Linked DNA regions of Homo sapiens: region 1 is linked to region 2. Evidence: chromatin contacts called from ENCODE Hi-C or POLR2A ChIA-PET data. All regions are on one chromosome and are shown on one strand. The core of a region is the stretch at or near the end of the contact, and the rest is flanking DNA. Distances in the headings are between cores, read along the strand shown. Region 1 overlaps RYR1 (ryanodine receptor 1). Region 2 overlaps SIPA1L3 (signal induced proliferation associated 1 like 3).

The links. A loop is a pair of places that touch in the nucleus more often than their neighbours do. ChIA-PET counts read pairs that join two places held with the same protein, here RNA polymerase II (POLR2A). Pooled maps may share reads with other maps.
Region 1: a map with no recorded cell type shows a loop between it and region 2 (6-fold over the local background). The contact joins two enhancer-like sites. A Hi-C loop is called at or near these places in 9 of 37 single-sample maps with no recorded cell type and 5 of 50 pooled maps. POLR2A ChIA-PET finds 5 or more read pairs at or near these places in 1 of 52 experiments (activated B cell).

The regions. Positions count from the first base shown.
Region 1 is chr19:38,555,924-38,561,376 of GRCh38, reverse strand. RYR1 (ryanodine receptor 1) reads right to left here. Exons shown (of 106, transcript NM_000540.3): 90 at 1-264. Among named protein-coding and RNA genes, the nearest start is that of MAP4K1-AS1, 38 kb to the left of the region's middle. RefSeq lists an enhancer at 3,896-4,085. Within about 2 kb of position 3,881, at least 3 of the 41 ENCODE cell types and tissues checked have a DNase peak (open chromatin) inside an H3K27ac peak, as active enhancers do.
Region 2 is chr19:38,029,696-38,034,868 of GRCh38, reverse strand. All of the region lies in intron 2 of SIPA1L3 (signal induced proliferation associated 1 like 3), which reads right to left. Among named protein-coding and RNA genes, the nearest start is that of SIPA1L3, 130 kb to the right of the region's middle. Within about 2 kb of position 1,833, at least 6 of the 41 ENCODE cell types and tissues checked have a DNase peak (open chromatin) inside an H3K27ac peak, as active enhancers do.

The DNA of each region.
Region 1 (5,453 bases), core at 2,632-5,131, 520 kb before region 2:
GATCTCGATGCGGCCCAGGTAGGGGCGGAAGTACTCAAGGATGCTCTCGGCCAGCTCCAGGAAGTTGTGCAGGCGAGGGTCATGCGGCACATGCTCCGACAGGTTGGTCAGCAGCACCGCCACGTTGAAGCCGATGTCGCGTGCTGGCTCCTGGAAGCGGTTGGCGAACTCTTCGCAGTTGATCATTTCGTTCTCATCCGCTTCGGAGCACGAAAGCAGGAACTGGATTTCTGGACCGCTGAACTGCTTCTGGCTGTCCATGGCCTGGGGGCGGGCAGGGAGGTCAGTGGGGTGACCTGGAGAGCCTCAATTCTCTCTCTTTTTTTTTTTTTTTTTAAGACAAGGTCTCGCTGTGTCGCCCAGGCTGGAGTGCAGTGGCGCAATCACAGCTCAACCCAGCCTCAAGACATCCCCTCTCGTCCCCATCCCCACCCCCGGGCTCAAGTACCCAGCATCCAGAGCAGCTGGGACTACAGGCACACACCGCTACACCTGGCTAATTTTAATTTTAATTTTTTTTTGTAGAGATAAGGTCTCCCTATGTTGCCAAGGCTGGTCTCAAACTCCTGGGCTCAAGGGATCCTCCCACCTCAGCTGAAACTTGCTTTTTTTTCTTTTTCTTTCTCTTTTTTTTTTTTTTTTTTTTTGAGACGGAGTTTCGCTCTTGTCGCCCAGGCTGGAGTGCAGTGGCATGATCTCAGCTCACTGCAACCTCCACCTCCCAGGGTCAAGTGATTCTCCTGCCTCAGCCTCCTGAGCAGCTGGGATTACAGGTGCCCGCCACCACACCTGGCTAATTTTTTGTATTTTTAGTGAGATAGGGTTTCATCATGTTGGCCAGGCTGGTCTCGAACTCCTGTCCTCAGGTGATCCACCCGCCTCGGCCTCCCAAAGTGCAGGGGTGACAGGTGTGTGCCACCGCGCCCAGCCATAACACTCTTTATCTGTTATCCTGCTAATGGAAATGTAGGTTGCTTCCAGATTTGTATTTTGTTTTTGTTTTTTTTTTCTGAGACAGGGTCTCACTCTTTCACCCAGGCTGGAGTGGTGCAGTGGCACGATCTCAGCTCATTGCAGCCTCCACCTCCCAGGGTCAAATGAGTCTCGTGCTTCAGCCTCCTGAGTAGCTAGGACTACAGGTGCATGCCACTGTGCCTGGTGAATTTTTGTATTTTTTTGTAGACGGGGTTTTGCCATGTTGCCCAGGCTTGTCCCAAACTCCTGAACTCAGGTGATTTGCCCTCCTCCGCCTCCCAAAGTGTTGGGATTACAAGCATAAATCACCAAGTTCACCCACAGATTTCTTTCAGACAACACTTTTCTTGAACATTCTTGTGCTGATTGCCCATGCATTTTTGCAAGAGGTTCTCTAGAGCAGCATAAAATGTTCTTGACCGCACTCACTCAACCATAAGAATACATTTTACAATGTGACTCAAAAAAAAAAAAAAAGGTTTCATGACATAATTCTGACCTTTGCTGTGTAGCACACTCTGCAGTGTTCTATTTTATTTCTAAAGATGCTGGTCACGAGTTACGCATTGCTAAATTAATTTCATTACCTCCAGACGGGTAGCAACATGCAGTGTGAGAAATGTTGCTCTGGGGTATGAACAGAAGCAAAATTTTCTGGCTCTCAAAAGTGCTTTGTAAAAACCCCAGAACTTTGCAAAATGCTTTCTAAATGAGTAACATGCTTTGCAAATCATGAAGGGCTCTAGAAACCACAGAGCATGGAGACATAATCACACCGGAACCCCTCACCTTCTGCCCTCACCTCGTCTGCTTGCCTACCCCTCTATCATGAGCAGTGTGACACTGTCTGTCTCAAAAATCCACCTCTGGCCAGGTGTGGTGGCTCATGCCTGTAATCCCAGGACTTTGGGAGGCCGAGGCGGGTGGATCACCTGAGGTCAGGAGTTCGAGACCAGCCTGGACAACATGGTGAAACCCCGTCTCTACTAAAAATACAAAAATTAGTTAGGCATGATGGTGCGTGCCTGTAATCCCAGCTACTTGAGAGGCTGAAGCAGGAGAATGGCTTGAACCTGGGAGGCGGATGTTGCAGTGAGCCAAGATTGTGCCATTGCACCTAGCCTGGGCAATAAGAGCGAGACCCTGTCTCAAAAAAAAAAAAAAAAAAAAAAAGAAGCCCACCTCTCCACAGGCGCCTGGGACACTATCACCTCCATTCACTCCTAGACTTTGCTCTTGTGATTTGCTGATCTCTCTGTGTCATCATTCATTGCCCATCCCTTTATTTATTTATTTACTTACTTACTTATTGAGACGGAGTCTTGCTCTGTCTTGCCCAGGCTAGAGTGCAGTGGCACGATCTTGGCTCACTGCAGCCTCCGCCTCCTGGGTTCAAGTGATTCTCCTGTCTCAGCCTCCTGAGTAGCTGGGACTACAGGCGTGTGCCACCACACTGGCTAATTCTGTATTTTTAGTAGAGACAGGGTTTCGCCATGTTGGCCAGGCTGGCCTTGAACTCCTGACCTCAGGTGATCTGCCTGCCTGGGCCTCCCAAAGTGCTAGGATTACAGGTGTGAGCCACCACACCTGGACTATTTTTTTAAAAAATTATTTTTATTTTTTGAGACAGAGTCTTGCTCTGTCACCCAGGCTGGAGTGCAGTGGCGTGATCTTGGCTCACTGAAACCTCTGCCTCCAGGGTTCAAGCGATTCTCCTGCCTCAGTCTTCTGAGTAGCTGAGATTACAGGCATGTGCTACCACGCCAAGCTAATTTTTGTATTTTTAGTAGAGATGGGGTTTCGCCATGTTGGCCAGGCTGGTCTTGAACTCCTGATCTCAAGTGATCTGCCCGCCTTGGCCTCCCAAAGTGTTAGGATTACAGGCATGAGCCAGGCCTTTTTATTTTTCATTTTTGTGGGTACATAGTAGTTGTATTTATTTATGGGGTAGATGAACTATTTTGATATAGGCATGCAATACGTACTCACATCAGGGTTAATGCGTTATCCATTCCCTCTGGCATTTATCCTTTCTTTGTGTTACAGTCTACTTATAGTCTTTTAGTTGTTTTACTTTATTATTAATTTTTTGAGACAAAGTCTGTCTCTACTACCTAGGCTGGAGTGTAATGGAGTGATCATGGCTTGCCATAGCCTCGACCTCCTGGGCTCAAGTGATCCTCCCGTCTTAGCCTTCCAAGTTGGGACCACAGGCATGCACCACCATACCCAGCTAATTTTTTAAACAGTTTTTTTGTAGAGACAAGGTCTCATTATGTTTTCTAGGCTGGTCTTGAACTCCTGGGCTCAAGCGATCCTCCCACCTCAGCCTCCCAAAGTATCGAGATTACAGGCATGAGTCATCGTGCCTGGCTAGTATTTTATTTTATTTTATATTTTATTGTATTATTTTATTTTATTTTTGAGAGAGTCTCACTCTGTTGCCCATGCTGGAGTGCAGTGGTGCAATCTCGGCTCACTGCAACCTCCGCCTCCCGGGTTCAAGCGATTCTCCTGCCTCAGCCTCCCGAGTAGCTGGGAATACAGGCATGCACCACCATGCCTAGCTAATTTTTGTATTTTTATTTCTTTTTTTTGAGACAGAATTTCGCTCTTGTCACCCAGGCTGGAGTGCAATGACGCGATCTTGGCTCACAGCAACCTCCCCCTCCTGGGTTCAAGTGATTCTCTTGCCTCAGCCTCCCAAGTAGCTGGGACTTCAGGCATAGGCCACCATGCCTAGCTAATTTTTGTATTTTTTGTAGGGACAGGGTTTGGTTTCGCCATGTTGCCCAGGCTGCTCTCTGTCCCTCTTGTTCCCATTTTTCAGCCTTTCCATTTACTGTCCCCTTTGCCTGGGACACCACAGCCTCGCTGAGTCATATGGTATCTTTCAACTCTCAGCTTCGCTGTCCCCTCCTGCAGAAGGCCTTCCGCCACCAGCCGGTTTACAGGGCTTACCACACCCTGCTCACTCCCACACCCTTCAGACCACAGATTATAACCTGCAATTACTTCGTGTATTTCGTTATTTGCATCTGCCCCTTCCCACTGGACTATCAGCCCCCACAGTGGGCTCTCTGTTTTGTTCACTGCTGTACCTTCAGGACCAGGGCAGTGCCTGACACACAGTAGGTACTCATACTCATTTGTCAAGTGAAGGAAGCATCATGAAAACTAAGAGGCTGGGCGCCGTGGCTCATGCCTATAATCCCAGCACTTTGGGAGGCTGAGGCAGGAGAATCGCTTGAACCTGGGAGGCGGAGGTTGCAGTGAGCCGAGAGCATGCCACTGCACTCCAGCCTGGGTGACAGAATGAGACTCTGTCACAAAAAAAAAAAAAAAAAAAAGAAATGAGACTATCGCCATTTTGCAATCTCTAATGAATGAATATGTCTGAGTGTTGAGCAGAAACAGCTGCTGGCATCTGGAAAGGAGGTGCCTCCTGGTGGAGGTATACAGTAGCCCCACATAGGAAGGTTCTGGCTAAAAAACTCCTTACACCCAAATCTGAATCTGCTCGAACTTTGGCTGAGTCCCACTTTGGAGGAAACCCAGGGGACACAGGAACACATGAAATGACACCACAAGGACGCATTGGTCAGGTCCAGACTATGGGAAGCTCTACAACTAGGACAGCACTATCCACTGATAGACTTAGTGTGAAAAAAGAATGAAAAATGTCGAGCTAATCATTTTTTAGATTGATTATGGCCAGGCACAGTGGCTCTTGCCTGTAATCCCAGCACCTTGGGTGGCTGAGGAGGGTGGATTGCTTGAGCACAGGAGTTTGAGACCAGCCTGGGCAACATGGCAAGACCCCATCTCTATAAATAAATAAACAGGATTGATTCCATGTTGAAATAATATCCTGAGTGTACTAGATTATGTGTAGTGTTTCATTTTACTTTTTTTTTTTTTTAACAGAGTCTTGCTCAGTTGCCCAGGTTGAAGTACAGTGCCATGAACATGGCTCACTGCAGCATTAACCTCCAAGGTTCAAGAGATCCTCCTGCCTCAGCCTCCCCAGTAACTGGGACTACAGATATGCACTACTACACCTGGTTATTTTTTAAAGTTTTTATAGAGATAGGGTTTTGCTGTGTTACGCAGGCTGGCTCAAACTCCTGGCCTCAAGTGATCCTCCCGCCTTGGCCTCCCAAAGTGCTGGGATTACAGGCACGAGCCACCATGCCGGTCCTCTTTTTACTTTTTAAAAAACATGGCTATTAGAAAATTTAAAATTATGGTGACTCACGCCTGTAATCCCAGCACTTTCGGAGGGTGAGGAGGGCAGATCACTTTAGGCCAGGAGTTTGAGACTACCCTGGCCAACATGGCGAAACCTTGTCTCTACTAAAAATACAAAAATTAGCCAGGTGTGGTGGCGCATGCCTGTAATCCCAGCTACTCAGGAGGCTGAGGCAGGAGAATCACTTGAACCTGACAGGTGGAGGTTACAGTGAGCTGAGATTGCC
Region 2 (5,173 bases), core at 584-3,083:
AGACCTCCAGAGAAAGAAAAGGCTAGAAGGCTCATCCTGGGAAGAATAACTAAAAGCACAGGTATAGTTTGGAAAAAGGGAGGCCAAGAGGGGTTCCCTCAGCCACTTGTAAGTCCCTGCAGGGCTGCCAGGAATAAGACGTGCAGCTGGTGCTCTCCCGAGGACTAGACCTGAACCAGTGGGAGGTAGTTAGTTACACAGGGGCGGATGTGATTCACAAGACAGTTTTTTAATGATCACAACTTCCCCAAAGCAAAACACACTGCTGGGCTCTGCCCTTGCTGGAAGAATTTAAACCCAGGCCAGACAGTGAGCAGCCTGGTCCCCTGTACCCCACCCCCCGCACCCCCGGACCTCTTATGAGGCAACAAAGTGTAGTGGCTAAGAACAGGGGCCCTGGACCCAGGCTGCATGCCTCCCTGTCCCAGCTCCTCTACCTGGCAGGCAGCTTCACCACTCGTGCCTCAGTTTCCTCATCATTACCATGGGGATATCACAGCAGTGACGTCTTAGGGTAGTTACAAGAACTGAATGAGATCATGCACGTGAGGCGCTTACGGCAGGGCTTGGCACAGAGTCAGCACCCATTAATGTTCATTATTACTGCTTTTCCTTCCCCATGAAACCAGGCAGTGCTGGCTGGCCACCCCAACAGATACTCTCAATTCATTTTTTCTCTGGCTTCCTCCTCAGGAAAGGCTGAAAAGTTAAATAACATTTGCCACCTTCCTTGGAGCTAGGGGAGGCTATGCGACATGGCAGCAGGAGCGATGTGTCCATGAGGGGAAAGATCAAGAGAATCAAAGCGGCTCTGCCCTGACACTGCCCAGCCACCAAACTAACACTGGCAGCCAAGCACCTCCAGGTGTGCTGTTGTGAGCGAGAAATAAGCCCTCATTCAATCAAGCTGCAGTGAGCGGGGGTTTCTGTTCCTGAAACTTGAAGACATTCCTGGCCGAATGCACATACCATGATGCAAATGGCTCAAGGCGCACACCCATGGTAATTGTTTGCCAATTTCAGCTCAGGCCCGCTGCTGAGAACCCCTGACCCAGAGGAAAAACAGTGGGTGGCTGAGCCATACAGTGCTTACCAAGCCCAGTCGCTGTGTTCCACCCTTCCTTTTCAGCTGTATCTACTCCCCATCTGTACAATTATTTACATACACGCACACACACACACACACACACACACATACGTATCTCTCTCGCTCTATTGCCCGGGGCTGGAGTACAGTAGCATGGCCTCGACCTCCTGGGCGCAAGTGATCCTCCTGCCATAGCCGTCCGAGTTCCTGGGACTACAGGTGCATGCCACCAAGCCTGGCTATTTAAAACATTTTTTGTAGAGATGGAGTCTCACTCTGCTGCCCAGGCTGGTCTTAAACTCTTGGCCTCAAGTGATTCTCCTGCCTTGACCTCCCAAAGAGCTGGGATTATAGAGTGAGCCACTGCACCCAGCCCTCAAGTGATGTTCAAGCTTTATATATTTAAAAAGAATCCATATCACCACTAAAAATGAAAAATTGCTATCTTTTGCTACAAAGAAAAGCAAACTTAAAAAATAAACACAATGAAAACAAAACATAGTCACAGTCATTCATTATCTGACGTTGCATAATTTGGGTTCAATGGACTGGCAAAAAATTTTTCACTTTCCTTTTCTATTGCGGGGAACATCAGATCTGGCAATACTCAGGGATAAGACTGGCTCCAGCTGAGCAGGGCTGCCCCTTGGAGAGGGAACACATTTCCTTTTCACAGAAACTGTGTTCAGAAGGGAGATGATTTGACTGTGATCTCCCGGATGGCTGTGGATGAATTAGGCTGGGGACCGCCTCACTCCCTCCTCTATTCAGGGCCTCCTCAGAGAGGCCTTCCTTGGCCACCTTGTCCGAAAATTGCCCTGTGAGGCCAGTCCCCTTCCCTGCTTTATTCATCACTATATACTCCTATATACATCCTATGTACACTATATACATCCAACTTATCCTATATTCACTTCTTTTTTTTTTTTGAGACCGAGTCTCGCTCTGTTGCCCAGGCTGGAGTGCAGTGGCGCAACCTCAGCTCACTGCCACCTCTGCCTCTGGGTTCAAGCGATCCTCCCACCTCAGCCTCTCAAGTAGCTAGGATTACAGGTGTGTGCCACCACGGTTGGCTAATTTTTTTGTATTTTTAGTAGAGACGGGGTTTAGTAGAGACGGCCACCATGTTGGCCAGGCTGGTCTTGAACTCCTGACCGCAAGTGACCCGCCCACCTTGGCCTCCCAAAGGTGTTGGGATTACAGGTGTGAGCCACCATGCCCAGCCCTATATTCACTTTTTATCTGTTTACTGTTTTATTCTCCAGTAGGATGTCCGTTCCCTTAAGGTAAGGAGTTTGTTTTTTCATTCCTGAATCCCTAGTGCCTAGAAGCAGATAGTAGGTGCTCAAATGCATATTTGCTGAGTGAAGGAAAATAAATGAATGAACAAACGAAACCTGTTCATGTTCTTTCCAAGTTCCCTAAGGCCCTGGTTACCACGTAGGAAAAGTGCCGTTCTTCCTGCTGTGTGAGAGGCAATGCTAGGAATTTACTTGGAACTTGGGAGCTTTTATCACATGAAAAAGGAATGTGCTAGATTAAAACAAGTATCTATGAGCCCATAGGATATAAATTAGTAACTAAATAAAGAAATAAGGGGGAAGGGACAGGTCTTCCTTACAGAAGAGTTCCAATTAATAAATGTAGATGGAATGAGAGGCACACAAAAACTGCCATCAGGGAAACAGCACAGCAGTAACTGCTGTAGACAAGACCCGGCCACCAATGGATGGTAAAATTAGTGGGTGGAAGTTTGAGGAAAAGCGGGATGTGGGATATTAGCATAGCCTCAAAGTTTCTCCCCAAAGGTAGCATTTTTGTTTTGTTTTAAAGAGACAGGCTCTTGCTCTGTCACCCACACTGGAGTGCAGTGGCACGATCTCAGCTCACTGCAATCTCCGCATCCTGGGCTCAAGCGATCCTCCTGCCTCAACCTCCTGAGTAGCTGGGACTACAGGTGTGCACCACCACACCTGGCTAATTTGTTTCTATTTTATTTTTTTAGAGCTAGGGTCTCACTTCATTGCACAAGCTGGTTTCAAACTCCTGGCCTGGAGTGCCCCAAGATAGCCATTAATTACAAAGGGAAAAGTGTAACTTTACTGTGGAGAAATCTGGCACACAGCAACTTAACCAAGTGATCTAGGTGAACATTACCGGAAATATGATGCATTGATGTCACAGACCCCCACAATGACGCACTGAGAAGGGCATGCTGCCTGTGTGGCACTGTTCCAAATAATGAATAACCTCAATCAGGTCATGAGAAAACATCAGAAAAACCCAAGTTGAAACACCCAACAAAATAGCAGAGCAGTCCTCTTCCAAAGTGTCTGGGTCATGAAAGGCTAGGAAAGACGGAGGAATTGTTCCAGATCGGAGGAGGTTAAGGAGACAAGAAAACCAAATGCAATGTGGGATCAAGAATAGACTCTTGGAAGAAAAAAGGACATCCGCAGAAAAACTGGTGAAATGTGATTAATGTCTGTCATTGAGTTAATCGTACTGGGTTGTGTGAATTTCCTGTTTTGATCACTGTGTTAAGGTTGTATAAGATGGTAACATGGGGGAAGCTGGATGTAGGGTAGACATGTGAACTTTGTAACCATTTTCACAACTTTTTTATAACTCTAAAATCACTTCAAAATAAAAGTAATCAAGAATTGTGCCAGGAAGCATCCTTTGACAGAAATCTGGCCCCTAGCAACTGTCCCACACACAAGCTTCAGGTACCCAGGCAAGACTGCCAGGATGAGGGAATGTGATGAGACCCACTAAACATCCAGGAGAGAGAAACTCCATCCACAGCCACTCAGTTCCCGCAGCTTGGCCGACACGGCTACCTGCATCCAGGGTCTGAATGCCACAATCCTCCCCCTTCCACCTCCCACACCGTTATGGTCTCTTGGTTCTTCAAGGATCAGACAATGGCCCCTCCCAACAAAGCTGGGAATCGTCCAGGAAGGCGTCACTGCAAACTGAAATGACATGCAGCTGGGGGCCCATGCCACTGCTTAGAACCCACCCACAGAAACAAGAGAGAATGTTCACTAGCAAACCAACCCAAACCCAACCCAGAAACCTAAACATAACATATTCAAAACCTATATAGCACAGGTAAGTATTTGCCATATATATATATATATATATATATATATTTGCCACATATATATATATAAAATATGTGTAAATACCCATTACCCATGCCATACATGTGTATGTATGTATGTATTTATTTATTTATTTAAATTTTTAGGTTTTTTTGAGACAGGGTCTCACAGCAGCCTTGACCTCCACCGGTTCAGGTGACCCTCCACTTTAGCCCCAGTGTAGCTGGAACTACAAGTGTGCATCACCACGCCCAGCTAATTTTTGTATTTTTTGTAGAGACAGGGTCTCACTTTGTTGCCCAGGCTGGTCTCCAGCACCTGGGCTCAATCGATCCTCGAGCCTCAGCCTCTCAAAGTGCTGGGATCACAGGTGTGAGCCACCACACCTGGCTCATATTTTTAACCAACAGAGAAACCAGTACATTCACATAGTGGGGCGGTGGGGCTGCTCTGAATCTTGATCGTGGTGGCAGTTTCACAACTGTCTACATCTGTCTCCATTCAAAGAACTGTATACCGGCCAGGTGCGGTGGTTCATGCCTGTAATCCCAGCATTTTGGGAGGCTGAGGCGGATGGATCACCTGAGGTCAGGAGTTCAAGACCAGCCTGGCCAGCATGGTGAAACCTCATCTCTACAAAAATACAAAAATCAGCCGGGCATGATGTCAGGGGCCTGTAATCCCAGCTATTCGGGAGGCTGAGGCCGGAGAATCACTTGAACCTGGGAGGTGGAGGTTGCAGTGAGCTGAGATGGCGCCACTGCACTCCAGCCTGGGTGACAGAGTGAGACTCCATCTCAAAAAAAAAAAAAAAAGAGGCCGAGGTGGGCAGTTCACCTGAGGTCGGGAGTTCGAAACCAGCCTGACCAACATGGAGAAACCCCACCTCTACTAAAAATACAAAATTAGCCAGTCATGGTGGCGCATGCCTAGTAATCCCAGCTACTCCGGAGGCTGAAGCAGGAGAATCGCTTGA